Linked DNA regions of Homo sapiens: region 2 is linked to region 1. A link is an interaction called in ENCODE POLR2A ChIA-PET data of the cell type or tissue named here. Cell type or tissue: PC-9. All regions are shown on one strand. Each heading gives the region's core, and the rest is flanking DNA. Links, peaks and the distances in the headings are about the cores only.

Region 1 (10,603 bases), core at 1,328-9,327:
GGTTGTTGAAAAGATGAAATTTGAAAATACTTACCAAGGCTAGGCACAGTGGCTCACACCTGTAATCCCAGAGCTTTGAAAGACAGAGGCAGAAAGATGGCTTGAGGCCAGCAATTTGAGACCAGCTTTGGCAACATAGCAGACCTTGTCTCAGCAAAAAATAAAAAATAAATTTAAAAAAAATTTTTTGGACTGGATTTCATTCTGTCACCCAGGCTGGAGTGTGGCTGTTTGAACATAGCTCACTGCAGCCTTGAACTCCTGGGCTCAAGTGATCTTCTTGCCTCAGCCTCATGAGTAGCTGGGACTACAGGCACACACTACCATGCTGGCTAATTTTATGTTATATTATTTTATTTTATTTTGTGTTGTTTTTGAGACAGGGTCTTGCTCTGTCACCCAGTCTGGAGTGCAGTGGCATCAACATGGCTCACTGCAGCCTCAACCTTCTGGGCTCAGGTGATCCTCCTGGCTCAGCCTCCTGTGTAGCTGGAACCACAGGGCTGTACAACTATGCCCAGCTAGTTTTCAAATTTTTTGTAGAGACAAGGACTTCTTGTGTTACCTAGGCTGGTATCAAACTCCTGGGCTCAAGCAGTCTTTCCATCTTGGCCTCCTGAGGTGCTGGGATTACAGGTGTGAGCCACTGCACCCAACCAAAAAATTAAATTTTACAAAATGTAGAAAGGAAAATACTTATCAAGTACTTTGTTTGGACTTGGTACATAGGATGTTCCCAAATATTTTAATTTCATATTGATATTTATAAAGACTTTTTACAGTAAATATAAATATTTTTACATTTATAGTTGTGAATTTGCAACAATAATTGTTTTAATTCTATAATTGCAGTCTTGGATTATATCAATGGAGTGATAAAGTAGTTCGAACAGTGGAGAGATTATGGGATGTTCGAGACAATAACACTGTGTATTATTGTTTATCTCCTGGTAACGCTTCTTGTTGTAAGTATTACTGAACTTCATGTCTCATGAGCCATCTGTTCTTTTCCTTTATTGTGGTCCTTTCTTTACTCATCATTATTATTTAAGAACTTGTAATATTTTAGAGTCTATAGTAGGAAAAGTAATATAAAGGCAGTGTAATAAAGCTATGGGCCATGAGAAATCTGAGGAAATGGAAACTTGGCAATGAGTCTCACGGCTCCCATCCTACCCAGTGCTTTAGGCCAGTGCCGCCTCTGTTGTGATGCCTCTTAGGATCAGTGGTACTATTTCTGTAATGACTTAACATTTTATTTGGTGTCTGTATTAGTTAGGGTTCTCCAGAGAATCAGAACCAACAGGATGTGTGTATATTTCTATATATATGTACACACAGAGAAAGAATATGAGAGAGGAGGGGAGGAAGAGATTTCTTTCTTTTTTTTCTTTTTTCTTTTTTTTTTTTTTTTGAGACAGGGTCTCACTCTGTCACCCAGGCTGGAGTGTATTGGTGTGGTTTCGGCTTGGTGCAACCTCTGCCTCCTGGGCCCAAGTGATTCTCCCACTTCAGCCTCCTGAGTGGCTGAGACTACAGGCACGCACCACCACCAGGCCCAGCCAATTCTGTTTATTTTTTGAAGTGATGAGGTCTCACTATGTGCCCAGGCTGGTCTCGATCTCCTGGGCTCAAGCAGTCCTCCTGCTTCAGCCTCCCAAAGTGCTGGGATTACAGGTGTGAGCCACAACACCTGTCCAAGAGATAACTTTTAAGGATTTGGCTCACATGACTGTGGAAGCTTGGCGAGTTCAAATCTGATGGGGTAGTCCAGCAGGCTGGAGACTCAGGGGAGAGTTGCAGTTTGAGTCCAAAGGCAGAATGACTTCTTGTTCAGGGGAGATCAATCTTTGTTCTCTTAAGGCCTTCTACTGATTGGACAAGGCCCACCCACATTATGGAAGGTGATCTTTACTTCAGAGTCCACTGATTTCAATGTTACTCTCATTCAAGAAAATACCTTCACAGAAACATCCAGAATATCTGGGCCAAATATCTGGGCACCACGGCTATTCTCCCTCCCCCTTTTCCTTGCCTATGTACAGCTGTCTGACTTCTAAAGTTTTGCATTGCTCTTGGGCTACTTCCTATCTCTGGAAACCTCTAACTAAAGGACAGACAGAACCCAATGAGCAAGGTTTTATCATACTGAGCAACTTTTTTTTTTTTTTTTTTTGAGACAGAATTTCCCTCTTGTCACCCCGGCTGCAGTGCAATAGCACAAGCTCGGCTCACTGCAACCTCCGCCTCCTGGGTTCAAGTGGTTCTCCTGCTTCAGCCTCCTGAGTAGCTGGAATTACAGGCACCCGCCACCATGCCCAGCTAATTTTTGTATTTTTAGTAGAGACAGGGGTTTCATCATGTTGGCCAGGGTGAGACCCTGTCTCAAAAAAAAAGGAAACCTCTTCCTCCCCTCCTCTCTCGTATCTTTCTCCACATTTATATAGATATATACACACATCCTGTTGGTTCTGTTTCTCTGGAGAACCTTGACTAATACAGATACCAAATAAAATGATCACTCATTATAGAAATAATACCACTGATCCTAAGAGGTATCACAACAGAGGAGGCACTGGTGACTTCAAGTGATCTGCCTGCCTCGGCCTCCTAAAGTGCTGGGATTACAGGTGTGAGCCAGCGTACCTGGCCAGAGTAGATTTTTTGAACAGATAAAACTGACAAACCTTTAGTTAGAGAGATGCAGATAACATAAGAAATGAAAGAGGAGACATTACAACTGATATGACAGAAACACAAAGGATCATAAGAGACTATTATAAACAATTATATACCAACGAATTGGATAACCCACAAGAAATGAACAAATTCCTAGACAAATACAACCTCTGAAGACTGAGTCATGAAGAAATGAAAAATCTGAACAGACCAATAATGAGTAATGAGATTGAATCAGTAATAAAAGTCGACCATCAAAGAGAAGCCCAGAACCAGTTTCACTCCTGAATTTCACCAAACGTTTAACAAAGAATGAATACCAATCCCTCTCAAACTTTTCCAAAAAACTGAAGAGGAGGGATTACTTCTAGACTCTTTTTACCAGGGTGGTATTAGTCTAATAACAAATGTAGACAAAGCTATTGCAAGAAAAGAAAATTACAGGCTAATGTCCTTGATGAGCATTAAGTACAAAAATTTTCTGACAAAATACTAACAAGCTGAATTCTACAACACGTTAAATAGGTCATCCATCATGATCAAGTGAGATTTATCCACAGGATGCAAGGATGGCTGAACATAGCAAATCAATAAATGTGATACATCTCGCTGACAGAATAAAAAACAAAAACCATATGATTGTCTCAGTAGATGCAGAAAAATCATTTAGCAAAATTCAACATCTTTTTATGGTTAAAAACTAACCAAATTAGGCCGGGCGTGGTGGCTCACGCCTGTAATCCCAGCACTTTGGGAGGCCGAGGCGGGCGGATCATGAGTTCAGGAGATCGAGACCATCCTGGCTAGCACGGAGAAACCCTGTCTCTACTAAAAAATACAAAAAAATTAGCCGGGCGTTGTGGCAGGCTCCTGTAGTCCCAGCCACTCACGAGGCTGAGGCAGGAGTATGGCGTGAACCCGGGAGGTGGAGCTTGTAGTGAGCCAAGATTGGGCCACTGCACTCCAGCCTGGGCAACAGAGTGAGACTCCATCTCAAAAAAAAAAAAAAAAAACTAACCAAATTAGGTGCAAAAAGAAAGTACCTCAGCACAATAAAGACCATATAAGAGACACCCAAAACAAACCTTATACTTATTAGTGAAAAATTGAAAGCCTTTCCTCCAAGATCTCTTACCACTTCTACATTCTACAGAGTATTGAAGAACATAGTGGTAAGAACACTCTTACCACTTCTACATAATATTGGAAGTCCTTGCTAGAGCAGTCTGACCATAGAAATAAAAGGCATTCAAATAGGACAGGAAGAAGTGAAATAGTTGCTGTTTGCTGATGACATGGTCTTATATATAGAAAATCCTAGAGACTCCATAAAAAAATTGTGAGGATTAATAAATAAAGTTGCAGGATACAAAATCAACACACAAAAATCAGTAATTTTCTATATACTAACAGAAAACTACCTGAAAAAGAAATCAAGAAAACAATCTCATTTACAATAGCTACCAAGAAAAGTAATTCTTAGGAATAAATTTACCCAGGGAAGTAAAAGACCTATACACTGAAAACTACATGAAAGAAACTGAAGAAGACATAATAAATAAAAGGGAATCCTATGTTCATGGAGTAGAATAATTAATATTGTTAAAATGTCCATACTACCCAAAACAGTTTACGGATTCAGTGAGATCCCTGTCAAAATTCCAGTGTCATTTCTCATAGAAGTAGGTAAAAAATCCTCATTCATATAGAACCACACACACACAAAACCCTGAATAGCCACAGGAAAAAATGCTCATCATCACTGGCCATCAGAGAAATGCAAATCAAAACCACAATGAGATACCATCTCACATCAGTTAGAATGGTGATCATTAAAAAGTCAGGAAACAACAGGTGCTGGAGAGGATGTGGAGAAATAGGAACACTTTTACACTGTTGGTGGGACTGTAAACTAGTTCAACCATTGTTTGTGATTGAACAACTTCCAAATGTTCCACATTGTGGAAGACAGTGTGGCGATTCCTCAAGGATCTAGAACTAGAAATACCATTTGACTCAGCCATCCCATTACTGGGTGTATACCCAAAGGATTATAAATCATGCTGCTATAAAGGCACATGCACACATATGTTTATTGCGGCACTATTCACAATAGCAAACACTTGGAACCAACCAAAATGTCCATCAATGATAGACTGGATTAAGAAAATGTGGCACATATACACTATGGAATACTATGCAGCCATAAAAAAGGATGAGTTCATGTCCTTTGTAGGGACATGGATGGAGGTGGAAACTACCATTCTCGGCAAACTATTGCAAGTACAAAAAAACCAAACACCGCATGTTCTCACTTATAGGTGGGACTTGAACAATGAGAACACTTGGACGCAGGAAGGGGAACATCACACACCAGGGCCTGTTGTGGGGTGGGGGGAGGGAAAGCATTAGGAGATATACCTAATGTAAATGACAAGTTAATGGGTGCAGCACACCAACACGGCACATGTATACATATGTAACAAACCTGCACATTGTGCACATGTACCCTAGAACTTAAAGTATAAAAAAAAAAAAAATGAAAGATTGGAAAAAAAAAAAAAAACCAAAAAACCTGAATAGCCAAAGCAATCGTGAGCAAAAAGAACAAAGCTATTGAGGCAGTGTGATGCCTCTAGCTTTGTAGTATTTCAAACTATACTGCAAAGGAATAATAATTAAAATTTCATGTTCCTGTCATAAAAGTAGGCACATTGATGAATGGAACAGAATAAATTATGATTAACTTGATTATGATTAATCAATTATAGTTAATTGATTTTTAATAAAGGTGCTGAGAATATACAATGGGAAAAAGTCTCTTCAATAAATGGTGTTGGGAAAACTGGGTATCCTTAGCAGAAGAATGAAATTTGACCTTTATCTCACATCATATACAAAAACCAACTCCAAATGTATTAAATATTTAAACATAAGACAAGGAACTGTAAAACTACTAGAAGAAAACATAAGGGGACAACTACATGACATTGGTTTGGGCAATGAGTTTTTGAATTGGACCCTAAAAGCACAGGCAACAAAAATAAAAACGGACAAATGGGATTACATGAAACAAAAAAGCTGCTGCACGGCAAAGGGAACAAAAGTGTGAAGAGACAGTCTACAAATTGGGAAAAAATATTTGCAAGCCAAACATCAGAAAAAATATCCAAAATATATAAGGAATGCAAACAACTGTGTACAAATAGCCCATTTAAAAAATGGGCCAGGGACCTAAATAGACATTTCTTAAAAGAAGACATGCAAATTATGAACAGGTACACGAAAAAATACTCAACATTACTAATCCTTAGGGAAATGCAAATTCAAACCACAATGAGATGTCATTTTATGTCTGTCAGATGACTATTATCAAAAAGACAAGAGTGCTCGCTTTGACAGCACAAATACTAAAATTGGAATGATACAGAGAAGATTAACATGGCCCCAGTGCAAGGATGACATGCAAATTCATGAAGCATTCCGTATGTTAAAAAGAAAAGAAACAAAAGGTAACAAGTGTTGGTGAGGATGTGGAGAAAAGAGAATCCTTGTACAATGTTGGTGGTAGTATAAAGTAATACAGCCATTGTGGAAAACTGTATGGAAGTTCTTTGAAAACTAAAAATAGAATTACCATATGATCCAACAATCCTTGTTCCATATTTACACAAAAGATTTGAAACCAGTTTGTCAAAGAGATGTTTGCACTCCTGTGTTCATTGCAGCACTATTTACAATAGCCACATTACGGAATCAGCCTAACAGTCCATCAGCAGATGAATGGGTAAAGAAAACGGGTTATATACAATTGACCGTAGAACAACATAAGTCGGAACTGCACAGGTCCACTTATTTGTGGACTTCTACCACTTCTGCCACCCCTTAGCCAGCAAGACCAACTCCTAGTCTTCCTCTTCAATGTGAAGACAAGGATGAAGACCTTTATGGTGACCCACTTCCACTTAATGAATAGTGAGTATATTTTCCTTATGATATTTTTTGTAACATTTTCTCTAGCTTTATTGTAAGAATACAGTACATAATACATAAAATATACAATATATGTGTTAATTGACTATGTTATTGGTAAGGCTTCTTGTCAACAGTAGGCTATGAATAGCTAAGTTATGGGGAAATCAACAGCTATACACAGATATTGAACTGCATAGGAAGTTGGCACCACTTATCACGGTGGAATGCTATTCAGCCTTAAAAAGGCTGGAAAATTTGTCATTTGTGACAACATGGATGAAACTGGAGAACATGATGCTAAAAAAGGAACAAGGAGACAAATACCTAATGTTTTCACTTACATGTGACATCTAAAACTATTGAACTCAGAAGCAGAGGGTAGTGGTTCGAGGCTGGGGGTTGGGGAAAATAGTAAGATGATGGCCAAAGGGCACAAAATCACAAACAGAAGTAATACATTTTTGTTCTTTTTTTTGAGGTCATTGCACAGTATGGTGAATGTGGTTAATAATAGTGAATTGCGGCCGGGCGCAGTGGCTCACGCCTCTAATCCCAGCACTTTGGAAGGCCAAGGCGGGCGGATCACAAGGTCAGGAGATCGAGACCATCCTGGCTAACACAGTGAAACCCTGTCTCTACTAAAAATACAATAATAGTGTATTGCACATTTTTAAACTGAAAGTAAATTTAAAATGTGCTTCTCACAAAAAATAAGTATTTGAAATGATGGATTAGCTTGATGTAATTACTTCATATTGTTCATAAATCAGAACATCACTCTACTCTATAAATATATGCAATTATAAATTGTCAATTTAAAATAAAATAAAAAATAAAAAATTGTAAAATTGTTACTAACATGAGTTACAGCTGTCAATCATACTAGTCTATAACATTTTTTAGCTATGTGGTACAAAAGTGAAAATCTTCAGAGAGAGGAAAAGATACTAAGAGAAGTAATTTCTTAGCAAAGAGAAGTGTGACTGCATCAAAATATTTAATTATATTAAAAACCATATTTTAAAAAGAAATTCTTTTTTCAAGAAAGTAATTTTTTAATGTTAACTTATATTCATGTGATGAAAAGTTTGCCATTATCTTATGGTACTTTTGTACCATATTTTCTTCCGATTTTTCTTCTGGTTCTTAGCAGGAAGCACGAAAACATTTTAATTGTCCAGTTCTGGAGGGAATGGAACTTGAAAATCAAGGTGGTAAGTGCACTGAGCTCAACCATTGGGAAAAAAGGTTATTAGAGTTCAGTTTTTAAATTTTAGACTTTATTTAATAAAATAATTCATAATTATGGCAAACGTTATTCAAACAGGTTACAAATGTTTTGTCCCTTTACCCCTTCAGCTCTTGAGATCCACTGTCCAGATGTAATCACTCTTTAAGTTTTGGTATATGCTTTTCATAAGTGTTATATATGTATGTATGTGCAAACACTTGCAGAATTGTTTATTTTTTAATGGGTTCACATATTTATGCAACTTTTTTCACTTTTTCCAAGGCACTATAGGTGCTTCTGCTATAATGCAATGTATGCTTTCCTAAAAACCTTTTTCTTCAAAATTGGACACTAAAAATAACAAGACTTGTGGGAAAAACAAGTAAACAGATCACTAACAGAAACAAGTAAGTCATGTAGAACTATGAGCTCAGTTTAAAAATACATCAGATTTCCAATAAATGAAGTCCTGTATCTAATCTAGTATTTCTTTTATTAATTTTTTTTATTTTTTAGAGACAGGGCCTCACTGTGTTGTCCAGGCTGGAGGGCTGCAGCTATTCACAGGCATGATCATAGCAAACTATAGCATCAAACTCTTGGGCTCAAGCAGTCTTCCTGCCTCAGCCTCCCAAGCAGCTGGAACCACGGGTACACACCAGTGCACCCAGCCTACTGTAGTACTTTTTTCTTTTCTTTTCTTTTCCTTTCCTTTTCTTTTTTTCTTTTCCTTCTCTTCTCTTCTCTCCCTCTCCGTTTCTTTTCTTTTTTAAGGCCAGGTCTCACTCCAGTTGCCCAGGCTACAGTGCAAGTGGCGTGATTTCGGTTCACTGCAGCCTCGACCTCCTGGGCTCAGGTGACTCTCTCACCTCAGCCTCCTGAGTAGGTGACACTACAGGCATGTGCCACCGCGCCCAGCTAATTTTCTTTTTGTACTTTTAGTAGAGATGAGTTTCACCATGTTACCCAGGCTGACCTCAAACTCATGGGCTCAAGCATTCCACCTGCCTCAGCCTCCCAAAGTGCTGGGGTTACAGGCATGTACCACTTCACCTGGCTGCTCTAGTATTTCTTTACCTTCAACATCAGCAGTAACAATAACTCATGGTAGCTGTATGGGGAATTGTAAATCTGAGTAATGGGGACAAGGGTAAAATGTACGTAGACTTGTGAGAACCATACAGTAAACACTTCCAGGCAGAGCCACTGGGTACACGGAGCAAACAGAAAGCAGATGGAGTAAGCACACACTATACACAGTACAGCATTCTTGTATTGCTGTGTTTGGCTATCCTAGTATAGTTTGTGTTTAGGCTTCATCACAAAATAGTAACATGCAGGGAAAAATCAATGAACCAACGTGATTCCATGTTATATTGATGCCATTCCCTTATTTACTAATTTCACATGAGCTCAATCACATCGCAGAAACACATCCTTTCACAAAATAAACTGTATACTTGGATCTACTTATTTTTTTCTATATGAATGTAGCATGTCAGTTCTGTGTTAATGAACAACTATGTCTTAAATTTTGTATTTTAGAAAATGTAATGAGCAACTTATTCATATCTGTGATACCTTGCCTTCCCAGGGTGGGGCTTCAGTTGCTGCTTTTAGATTCAACTAAGCAGTCAAACCCACAGGACCTAATCAGGCCATATTGAGGATAGATTCCCTTAGAGACGGATGTTAGAAGGAACACACAGCATGCCAGCAGAGTAGAGCCAGGCATTGCTCATGTGCTCCACATAGCAGTGGAGGGGCTGTCATCTGTGCCTCTCTCCCTTCCTGTGCAGCTCAAGTACCAGAGCACAAGACCGCAGTAGACAGATGGGAGAACCAGCCTGGCTTAGAAAGATCATGTCCCAAATAGGAACCAATATCTTTTTTAACAGTTTCATAGATCTAAATTCCAGATCCCATAGGGGACATACGCATAGACTGCACACAGGGGAGTCCAAATCCAAACTGTGGCTTACCAACAGGTATTCATGTTGATTTGCAGTCGTCCCAAGTTTAGAGGCATATCAGGAGGTCTTTTTTTCTTAGGTACTGTTACCTGGTAACACAGTCGACATTCACCTTTATTAGGTTTCCAGGGGAACAGAACTAGAGAGTTAACTCAAGGTCAGGTTTATTTAAATAGAAAGAATGAATCCCAGGAAGTGGAATTTCTGGGTGAAAGGGTATATGTGTTATTTTTTATTTTTGGAGATCTGCTTAAATAGATAGTTGCAGCTTATATACATCATGCCTGAAGTTAATAAAATTATGTAAAGAATGAAATGAATGCTTGTGGTTACTGTTCTTGTCAAGGTGACCACAAAGTAACAACGATGGAAACTTTTTTTATAGAAGACACATACATTTATTCCTCCCATGGGATTTTTTTTTTTTTTTTTTTTTTTTGCCTTAAGACATTTTCTCAAGTGACTCCCTTTAGAAAGCTGTAGATTGGCCAGAAATGAAAATGTGCTTTTCAGCAGAAGCTCTGAGAGTAGTAATTTCATTAACTTCTCTCAAATCAACTTTGTGTCCTTGAACAATTTTTTTTAAAGTATGGTATCACAGCACTTCAGATGGCCATCTGGTGTTCAGTGAAAGATTTAAAGAATAATCAGAGCTGCCCAAAGATGAAATATGCTCCGTAAGAGGCAGTGACGTCCTCATCATTAGGTAACCTCCTGATAGGAATTGTATGATATGAATTAAAAT
Region 2 (10,603 bases), core at 1,580-9,579, 56 kb before region 1:
GCATGGGAAGGTGGTGTGTCACTGGAAAACATATCTTATCTCTCACCTTCTCTCTACCCTACCTGGTTTGAAATTGTTCTTGGGGAAAAAAAAAGTTTGTAGACAAAAAAAGAACCAGCAGTTTGGTTTCTGCTTTTCGTCCCCCAAGTTTACCTTTCAGAAAAATTCATGTAATCAATCAGAAATTACTTTTTCTAAAATACCCCCTGAGGGCATGACCTAGGGATCCTGCCTGTTCTATTATTGTCACAATGTCAGACACCAAAAGAAATATTTAGAGAAGGAAGCCAGTAGTGGGGTTGGGAGCCAGCCAGTTAGGCTTCCCACCTTCCTTTGTAGTGATCAAGTTATGCATCAAAGCTCCTCTGTGAAGTAGAGCTACTGTGGCTTACTTTTCCGGGCAATCGTGGGGATTACTGTTAATGTGTGTAAATTAACTAGCCTAGTGTCTGTTGCCCAGCAAAGTCTCAACAACATTAGCTGCTTTTGCTTATTAATTACATAAAAGCTATGGTCTGATGAGCTAGAAGCTCTGTAGCACTTTCCACTCCTTTGGTATTAACTTACCATTTTGTTCTATTCAACAATCCAATGTATGTAAGAAGGATTTTTCAACAAGGTTGTAACATTCAACAAGTTCTTACCAGTTTGACCTTATGGCTGGAGCGTACTTATTTGTCTACCAGATATAAAAGTTGAACATGAACACTTTGAAGAATAGAGTGAATTTACCTATACGGAAACGCTCTGTACTGAATATGGCTTTAAAGAAGTTACATTATGAATTGAGAGAAGTGATTTTCTTAAAAGGTTCTGTAGGAATATATTTCCAGGTTCTGTTTATAGGAAGTTCGGGATCTGTTCAGGGATTTTAATCAGTGTGTTAACAAAGATGAGTAAGTGTGTTTTGTGGGTTTATTTTTTTGCTTTTTTTTTTAGCTATATGATTTGAAATATATACCTCTGAAATTAAGACTTGTAACTTCCTCAGAAAGATGGTGATAGAACTTCCTTTTATTAACCATTTGACTTTTGTTATTCATCTTAATAGATCAAAATAATGAAGCTGATGTCCCAGAACATTGGCAACATTAATGTGTATTGGCATTTTAAGTGTGTTCTTTCTGCTTATTCTCAGTCGTTGAAGAAAGTTGGAAAAGATTCTACTGTCTTACTAATCTGCATCACCGTGTTTCTTTCATACCTTCCTGAAGCTGGACAGTATTCAAGTTTTTTTCTCTATCTCAGGCAGGTGAGTAGTGAGTGGCTAGTAGCCTTTCAATACCAGGAAAATCAAAGATGGAGATTTGTCTAAAGATATTTTGAGGAAACCACTGCAGAGGAAAAAACATGTGAACTTGCTTCTAGTTACAAATGTAGGTGCTGGCATATAATTAGTAAACAGGGCACCTTTAATGCAATGATTTATAGTAAGATAATTACTGTGGAAATTTTTTTTTCTTGAGAATTAACCAGAATTAGCAGAAACATAATTTATCTTTTTTTTTTTTTGAGACGGAGTTTTGCTCTTGTCCACCAGGCTGGAGTGCAATGGCACGATCTTGGCTCACTGCAACCTCTACCTTCTGAGTTCAAGCGATTCTCCTGTCTCAGCCTCCCGAGTAGCTGGGATTACAGGCGTGCACTACCATGCCCAGCCAATTTTTGTATTTTTAGTAGAGACAGGGTTTCACCGTGTTGGCCAGGTTGGTCTCGAACTCCTGACCTCAAGTGATCCACCCGCCTCGGTCTCCCAAAATGCTGGGATTACAGGCGTGAGCCACTGTGCCCAGCCTGTTTTTTTTTTTTTTTTTTTTAAATAGACTATTTTTCTAGAACAGTTTTAGGTTCACAGCAAAATTGAGAGTAAGATATAGAGATTTCCCATATATCCCCTATCCCCATACATGCATAGCCTCCTCCACTATCAACATCTCCCACGAGGGTGGGAAATTTTTACAACTGATGAACCTACATTGACAAATTATCTTAACATAAAGTCCACAGTTTACATTAGGGTTCATGCTTAGTGTTGTACATTCTATGGGTTTGGACAAACGTATGATGACATGATAACATGTATCAACCCTTACAGTATCACACAGTGAATTTTCACTGCAAAAATCCCTTATGCTATGCCTGTTTATCTCTCCCTCCACCACCAACCCCTGGCAACCACTGATCTCTTTATTGTCTCCATAGTTTTACCTTTTTTCATACAGTATGTAGCCTTTTCAGATTGGTTTCTTTCAATTAATAATATGCATTTAAGGTTCTTTCATGGCTTGATAGCTCATTTTGTTTTTGGCATTTGTTTGGATTTGCCAGTTTATCCATTCACCCACTGAACGACACCTTACTTGCTTTAAAGTTTTGACAGTTGTGCATAAAGCTGCTGTAACATTCATGTACTGTAATGTTTTAATCTTTAATAATATTAATTAAATTTAACAGATAAAACTTATTTCAGACCTGCCCTTGTTCCAGGTCTGATTGAAGCCAGCTTGCTGAGGCACCTTCAGTAGGTCATAGCTCAACTGCTGCTGTGGACTTCAGGGGGACTCAAAAGCATTAATCAAAATCTTCCCTCTCTAGAGTATTTTACACTTTAAAAAAATTTATACCCTATTTTGTCCCCCAAAACAGATAATTGACTTAAAGCAATTAAAAAAAAGAAAACCAAAAACTTCCCCTTTCAACTGTTCTTCAGCTCTCTGGGATTGCTCAGACCTAAGCTGCCTTTCCATTGCATCCTGTGGTCTTTTACTGATTTCATTGGAAGGCAGGCCTTTTCCTAATGGTTTACTTTGACACAGCAAGCTTCCTCCTAAGATAAATTCCTCTTTTTCTGGTTGTATTTAAAAATGAAGTGTATTAAATTCTTCATTCTGATAGTTTTCCTGAGGGTATGGGACTAATATTTTACGTGGTGGCATATAAATAAAACCTTTTTACTTTTTTATTGGAGACAAGAGTCTTGCTCTGTTGCCCAGGCTGGAGTGCAATGGCGTGATCTTGGCTCGCTGCAGCCTCTGTCTCCTGGGTTCAAGAAATCCTTGTGCCTCAGCCTGCCAAGCAGCTGGGATTATCGGTATGCACCACCACACCCAGCTAAGTTTTGTATTTTTAGTAGAGACAGGGTTTTACCATGTTGGTCAGGCTGGTCTTGAACTCCTGGTCTCAAGTGATCTGCCTGTTTCAGCCTCCCAAAATGCTGGGATTATAGGCATGAGCCACTACACCCGATCTTTCCCAGGCATTTCTCTTTTGTTCATTTTTGGTGGTTGTATGCTAGAGATTTAGAGGGAAGAATGGTGAGATAGTGTAGAAAATTATACTTGTGTCTAAATTAATTTGTGCATTACATTACATATGCATTTAACACAGAAAATAATGTAGGAAGATGAGACAGTCCAAGGAAGAAAGCTAAAAAAAAAGTTACATCTCTTTATGTAGGTAATAAACAACTATGACTATTTTATTCTTCTAGCTTTTCTCCTACACATATGCTCATGTCACCACCACCACCAATTATGACAAATCGGAATCATTCCATATTATTTTATATTATTGCTGGCTGCTAAGAACAATTAACACACTAACATTTTAGTTAAATTTGCATGTGATATTTGAAGATCATATATTTGATAAATAACTTGTATCCAGAATACATGTAGAACTCTTATAATAAAAGACTTAATAGCATCTTACAATAACTCAACAATAAAGAGACAACTCAGTTGAAAAGATAGGCAAAGGATTTTGCAGAGAAGATCTACAAAAGGCCAATAAGCACAGGAAAAGAAGAATAACATTACTAGCCGTCAAGGACATGCAAGTCACACCAACAATGAGATAACCATTTCACATGTTCTAGGATGGCTATCAAAAAGACAGACAAGGATGTGGAGAAATCGGAGCCCTCATACTTGCTGGTGAGAATGTAAAATGGTACAGCTGCTGTAAGAAAACAGCCTGGCAGTTCCCCAAAATATTCAACATATAGTTACCATATGACTCAGCAAATATACTCCTAGGTATATATACCCATGAGACATGAAAACACACTTCTAACACAGAAACTTGTACACAGATTATCATTCATAATGTCTAGAAAGTAGAATCAACTCAAATGTCTATCAGCTAATGAATGGATTAACAAATATGCCTATACATTAGAATGTTAATTATTCAGCAGTAAAAAGCAATGAAGTACAGATACGTGCTACAACATAGGTGAACCTTGACGACATGCTCAGAGAAAGAAGCCAGTCACAAAGTACTGCACATTGTATGATTTCATTTATGTGAAATGCCCAGAATAGGCAAATCCATAGGGACAGGAAGTAGACTAACGGTTGGGGGATGGGAAGGTTAGGGGAGTAGAACTCCTAATGGCTGCTACGTTTCTTTGAGGAATGATGAAAATCACTTTTGATTGTGCTGATGGTTGCACAACTCTTTGGATATACTAAAACCATTGACCTACACACTTAAATGGGTGAATTGTATGGTATTTAAATTCTATCTTAATAAAGCTCTTTAACAATAATATATATTTACAAATAAAGGCTGAGAATCCCTAAATCTACATTTTCCGGTTCCAGTTTTTAAAACTTCAAACAAAATGTTAATGTCAGCAGCACTGGATTGGCTGTCCAGAGGTTCTAGCCCTAGGACTTTTCATTAGCCAGTTGTGTCCCTGGAAGCAAGACACTCATTTGTGAAATGAGAATAATGTATATAATTTAATCCCATAATTTTTAAGGTCCTTTTCCTGAATTTTAATATAGGGCAAAATAATGTAACTTTTTTTTTTTTTTGAGATGGAGTCTCACTTTGTCGCCCAGGCTGGAATACAGTGGCACAATCTTGGCTCACTGCAACCTCTACATTCCAGGTTCAAGCTAGTCTCCTGCCTCAGCCTCCTGAGTAGCTGGGATTACAGGCACACGCCACCACGTCCAGCTAATTTTTTGTATTTTTAGTAGAGACGGGGTGTCGCCATGTTGGTCAGGCTGGTCTCGAACTGCTGACCTGATGATCCGCCTGCCTTGGCCTCCCAAAGTGCTGGGATTACAGGCGTGAGCCACTGCACCTAGCCCCAAAATAACGTAACTTTTAAAAAACTTGATATTTAAGTCTTAAAAGTTGTAGACATTTCGGAGATACTGTTACGGTCAGAGGCTTAGAAATCATTGCCAGGTTACTTTGGCTGCTTATTAGAATCACCATGGGAGCTTTTAAAACATACCTGTGCCCGGGTCATACCGCCAGAGAGCCTGATTTAACTGGTCTCCAGTGGTCTTCCAGCATCTCACTGCTCTCCTTCCCTTGCTCTCCTTATCCCTTGTCTTTTGCTTACATCATGATTTTAATGTGCAGGCAAAGTTGAGAGCCACTGGCTTTGCTAATGAGCAATGCTGTATTGGCAGCATCAAAAGTCAGTCATTTTGTTTCATTTTTTATTACTTGATACCATATTTATCAACTTGTGGGTTGGGGATGGAGAGGGTATATAAAACAACAGGTAGACATATAATAGAAAATGTCTATAAAACATTTCACAATTTAAGTTGTGCCTGCTTATAACGATTTCTTACATCAGTTTTAGATATAAATTACTGGTTATATAGGTTCAGCTTTCAGCATGTCTTAATTTGCCACTGGTTTTATGAATTTTCCTAGACTTATCATTGTAATAGAACATAATATTTCTTATTATTTTATAATATCTATATTACTAAAGTGTTTTCATTTCATTTCCATAGGTCATAGGTTTTGGATCTGTTAAAATTGCAGCATTCATAGCTATGGTAGGAATTCTGTCTATTGTGGCTCAGGTGAGTATCATTTTATCTATACTTAAAAAATTTAAAAAATATCCTGATAACCATAGTTTCACAGGAAGCCACATATAAAAATGCAGGAAGATATTCCCTGAGCTGCTACCTCAGTCCCTCACCCCCTGCTATGGTAAGGTCTTGCAAGCTATAGTATAATATCAGATCAAGAAACTGATGTGAATGTGGTCCACAGAACTATTCCTTCTTATATAATGTGTAGAGGTTATTTTCTTTTTTGAGGTTGTAATTTAGGGGAAATTTTTTATGTTTTTATTTAAAACAATGTTTTTAAAATTATATCCTTGACCAGGCAGCCCAGCCTGGTGACTGGCATCCACTCTTGTCTTCAGCCTTGCCTCCTCAGCTCAGGGGCCCTGGCCCCGATGCCACTGCCTAAGTCTCCTCGGAAGCCACAGTGGTTCCCCATCCCAGGCCCCTGGGGGCCTCTGGTGCTCCCCTTGCACCAGCATCATCTGCCATTTAGTGTTTTCTCAGAAAAGATGATTTAGGAGAACTTTGATACAACTTTCCCTACTTTTTAGAATATTTGTCGTAACCTCTGCTGGGTCAATTATTTTATTTGCTTTTACACCAACCAAAATAGTAAATAATTATAATCTATCTCTGGATTGCAAAATCAACTAGGAAAATGGTTCAGTGTTATTTTAATGTTGAAAAGTAAGTAGAAATGAAAAGCAGAAATGAAAATCTGTAACTGCTTTAACTCCGACTGTTCCCAGGACTGAAGAAATATGAATCAGAGCATTAAAACATATTCAGTGAGGGCCAGACACGGTGGCTCACACCTGTAATCCCAGCACTTTGGGAGGCCAAGGCAGGTGGATCACCTGAGGTCAGGCGTTCCAGACCAGCTTGGCCAATATGGCGAAACCCTGTCTCTACTAAAAATACAAAAATCAGCTGGGTGTGGTGGCATGTGCTTGTAATTCCAGCTACTCAGGAGGCTGAGGCAGGAGAATCGCTTGAACCTGGGAAGTGGAGGTTGCTGGGAGCCGAGATTGCGCCACTGCACTCCAGCCTAGGTGACAGAGTGAGACTCCATCTCAAAAAAGAGAGAGGGAGAATATATATATATATATATTTTCATATATATATTCATATATATTCATATATATTCATATATATTCATATATTCATATATATTCATATATTCATATATATTCATATATATATAATAGATATTATATATAAATATCTATTATATATAGGTATTGATAAATGATTTTCAGTGAGTAGAGAGCATTAACCATTTCCCTATCTATTGTAAATACAGTACCAGAAAAGATGAAGCATATTGTCCTTAAATTAATTCACTGTTGTGCCAAGGCACACTCACTATATTTTATGGTACTGCCTAGGGGTTGTTTTCCCTGAAATGGTTACCAGGAAAGCAGAGCATTCTTCTGTGGTAACCTCTCTCAAGGAGAAATGAGAAGGCCGCAAAACTACTACATTTGACAAGGCTTATGGGAATGCATCAAAACAAAGGCCGTTTATATTTTTGTTTTTGTTGAAATGTGTTGCAAATGTAAATTATGTTAACCTTTCAAGTTGATCATTTTGGTTTTTTACAAAATCAAACATAAACTCAGCCATCTTTTTTTTTTTTTTTTTTTGACACGGAGTCTCGCTCTGTCACCCAGGCTGGAGTGCAGTGGTATGATTTCGGCTCACTGCAACCTCTGCCTCTCGGGTTCAAGTGATTCTACTGCCTCAGCCTCCCAAATAGCTGGGACTACAAGTGTGCACCACTATGCCTGGCTAATTTTTGTATTTTTAGTAGCGACAGGGTTTCACCCTGCTGGCCAGGCTGGTCTCGAACTCCTGACCTTGTGATCTGCTTGCCTCGGCCTCCCAAAGTGCTGGGATTACAGGCATGAGCCACCACACCCGGCCAGCCCAGTCATCTTTCATCCAACCCCTTTTTAGACTTTCTCAACTAGTTATATTTAGCAGAGTATATATTTGTTAAAATCAAACTTACATCCCAATTCCAACTTTGTAAACTTCCAGCAGAAGCTCTCATATTCTGTAAATGTTCAGCAGGAGTTTGCTATTCACAGATATTTAAGTGATTAGTATTTCTCCAGAGACTGAGGCTGTCCCTCTCAGTCATGGTAACTGGTGAACAGTTGTGATATCCTTTCAGGAAGTGCCAGCAGAGCACCAGGTAGACAGGCTTCTTAGGGAGGAGGCTGAAAGCATTGAGCCCCAGGTCAGGCTGGGAGCCCCCAACACTCCACCCCTGTAGAAGGTCATCAGTACTGTCCAGACTCTGAGGTTGCAGGTCAGGCAGTGTGCCCTTAGAGGTCTCTGGTCATCAGGGAAGGGTCTTCACACACAGAGCTTGTATTTTAATTCTGTGTGTTGATGTGGTTTTTCAGAGTTGTCTCCTTTACTTTGCAGACGGCCTTTCTTAGCATCTTGATGAGATCATTAGGAAATAAGAATACTGTCCTCCTTGGCTTGGGCTTCCAGATGCTCCAGTTAGCCTGGTACGGTTTTGGATCACAGGCCTGGTAAGCCTCACTCTTAGATTCTCGTGAACTGCCAGACAGATGCCTCTTAGAGGAGCTTGGGGTGGTTGGGTGTGATGAGAAGGAAGCAAGGGTTATTTTGCTGGTTTGGTGTATTCAACATTGCAGAAACCATTAGGCTTTAATTTGGGGAAATGTGGAGCTAGATAACAGGATTATTTATAAAGACTACCTTTATGTCATTGGACTTTCACGGAATTGTTCCTTAATTGAATGTATCTCTCTCTTCCCTCCAGCCCCCAAATAAAGTTTTATGTCTACTTTTTAAAGCATATGCCAATTTTTTTTTCTTTCCCTGAGACGGAGTCTCACTCTGTTGCCCAGGCTGGAGTACAGTGGCATGATCTCAGCTCACTGCAACCTCTACCACCCGGATTCAAGCAGTTCTCCTGCCTCAGGCTCCTGAGTAGCTAGGATTACAGGCATTCACCACACGCCCGGCTAATTTTTGTATTTTTAGTAGAGATGGGTTTCACCATGTTGGCCAGGCTGGTCTCAAACTCCTGACCTTGTGATCTGCCTGCCTCGGCCTCCCAAAGTGCTGGGATTACAGGCGTGAGCCACCGCACCTGGCCACATATGCTAATTTTTAGAGACATTGAATATAGTCAAAAGCAAAACAAGAAGATACAAAAAAAATGACTGATTATGGCAAGCTTCACTATGACTTATCATTACCTATCAGTAACATAACCTTGATAAATCATTTGAGTTTGAACACTAAAATTTCTTCCAAAACCATGTGCATTCTGCCGCAGTTATTACTACCATATTAGATTCCCCCATAAACAGGAAGGAAGGTCCAAATAAGCTCAGTGGAATAAGAAAAATTAGAAGGAATCGTGAGTTTTGTTTTGTTAATGTGGCAGGTTTCTCCATGTGCCTGGTGGGCAGATGCAGAAATGCCTTCTCCATTTTAGACGGTAGAGCTGGTCCTTACTTTGGACACAAACAGACAACATAATTTAGAGAAACTAGAATTGCCTTAGTTATCATGTTTAGTTTGGGGAGTAAGTACATATGCCCCTTCTGAATTTTGGAATTTCATTTGATCCGCTTGCTCTTTCCTTTTTTTTTTTTTTTTTTTTTTTTTGAGAGAGAGAGGGTCTGGCTGTGTTGCCTAGGCCAGAGTACAGTGGCACAATCATGGCTTACTATTACAGCCTTGCTGCCAGCCTCAAGCGATCCTCCCATCTCAGCTTCCTGAGTAGCTGGGAGTATGTACACGCACCACCACGCCTGGCTAATATTTTGATTTTTTTTTTACACCATGCCTGGCTAATATTCTGATTTTTTTTTTTTTTTTTTTTGTAAAGACAAGGTCTCATGTTGCCCATGCTGGTCTTGAACTCCTGGGCCCAAGCAATCCTCCTGCCTTGGCCTCCCAAAGTGCTAGGATTACAGTCATGAGCCACTGTCCCTAGCCGTCTGTGACTTTTTACCAGATTAACTTGCTTGATTCTCCTTGTTCTTTTTGATTTTGCTCCTGTGAACTTTGGTTCAGTAGCTGATTTAGTCACATTCATGTAGTGTTAAAAAGACTTTGTCATCATGTGAGGTTTTTCTTTTTCAGTAATGACCATCCCAAAGTTGGGGCCTCACTTTACTCACTCACACTTCATACTGATACATAGTTAAGACTCTTATTGAGAGGAGGACAAAGGTCTAAAGAGGAAGGCAGGTCTGTTTTTCCAGTTGGGGGCACACCATGCTCTCTCTGTTGAGGGGTAGCAAGCTGTAGCTCGAGGGCAGTGTGAAAGTGAGCCTTCAAGAGGTACAAAGAAAAAATGAAAGGTCAGTGGAGAAAATGTGGTATTTATAGCAACAAAAGAAATCTCCTTGCGAACTTCATTGAGCTTATGTCTAAAGATAGCAGTAGGGAGACCAGGGAGAAGAAAAGTTTGTAAAAGAAGTAAAATCAAGACACAAAGGTTTCCTGGCCCTTCTGTCCCCATCCTAGGCCATTCGTTTCCTCCAGTGTCACATGTAACCTTGTAGGTTAAAAAAAAAATGCATTTTTAAAGAGGAAAAAATAAATAAAATGTAACAGGAGAAAACAAGGCATTTGTACTTTTGCCACTGATTGCATTCCGAATAGTGAGCTCCTTGAGGTTGACCTGCTGCCTGACTGTGCCTGTCCTGTCATTGCAGGATGATGTGGGCAGCAGGGACCGTGGCTGCCATGTCCAGCATCACGTT

Evidence for each region. ChIA-PET counts read pairs that join two places held together with the same protein. Peaks named below come from ENCODE experiments on the same cell type or tissue, not always from the same donor. Only the 100,000 strongest peaks of a DNase experiment are listed, where the experiment ranks them.
Region 2: POLR2A ChIA-PET joins it to region 1 with 13 read pairs; 5 of 35 experiments call an interaction of 5 or more read pairs at or near these places.

The regions. Positions count from the first base shown.
Region 1 is chr9:94,501,673-94,512,275 of GRCh38, forward strand. It overlaps LOC107987100 (a long non-coding RNA gene), which reads right to left. Exons shown (of 3, transcript XR_001746844.2): 1 at 9,823-10,603. It also overlaps the pseudogene LOC100421692 and the pseudogene RNU6-669P. Among named protein-coding and RNA genes, the nearest start is that of PCAT7, 48 kb to the right of the region's middle. In PC-9, for the core only: no CTCF peak of the experiment used is centred there; no DNase peak of the experiment used is centred there; H3K27ac peaks cover 43 bases.
Region 2 is chr9:94,445,685-94,456,287 of GRCh38, forward strand. It overlaps SLC71A2 (solute carrier family 71 member 2), which reads left to right. Exons shown (of 12, transcript NM_032558.3): 7 at 1,139-1,252; 8 at 5,772-5,843; 9 at 8,274-8,386; 10 at 10,556-10,603. Among named protein-coding and RNA genes, the nearest start is that of SLC71A2, 76 kb to the left of the region's middle. In PC-9, for the core only: no CTCF peak of the experiment used is centred there; no DNase peak of the experiment used is centred there; H3K27ac peaks cover 617 bases.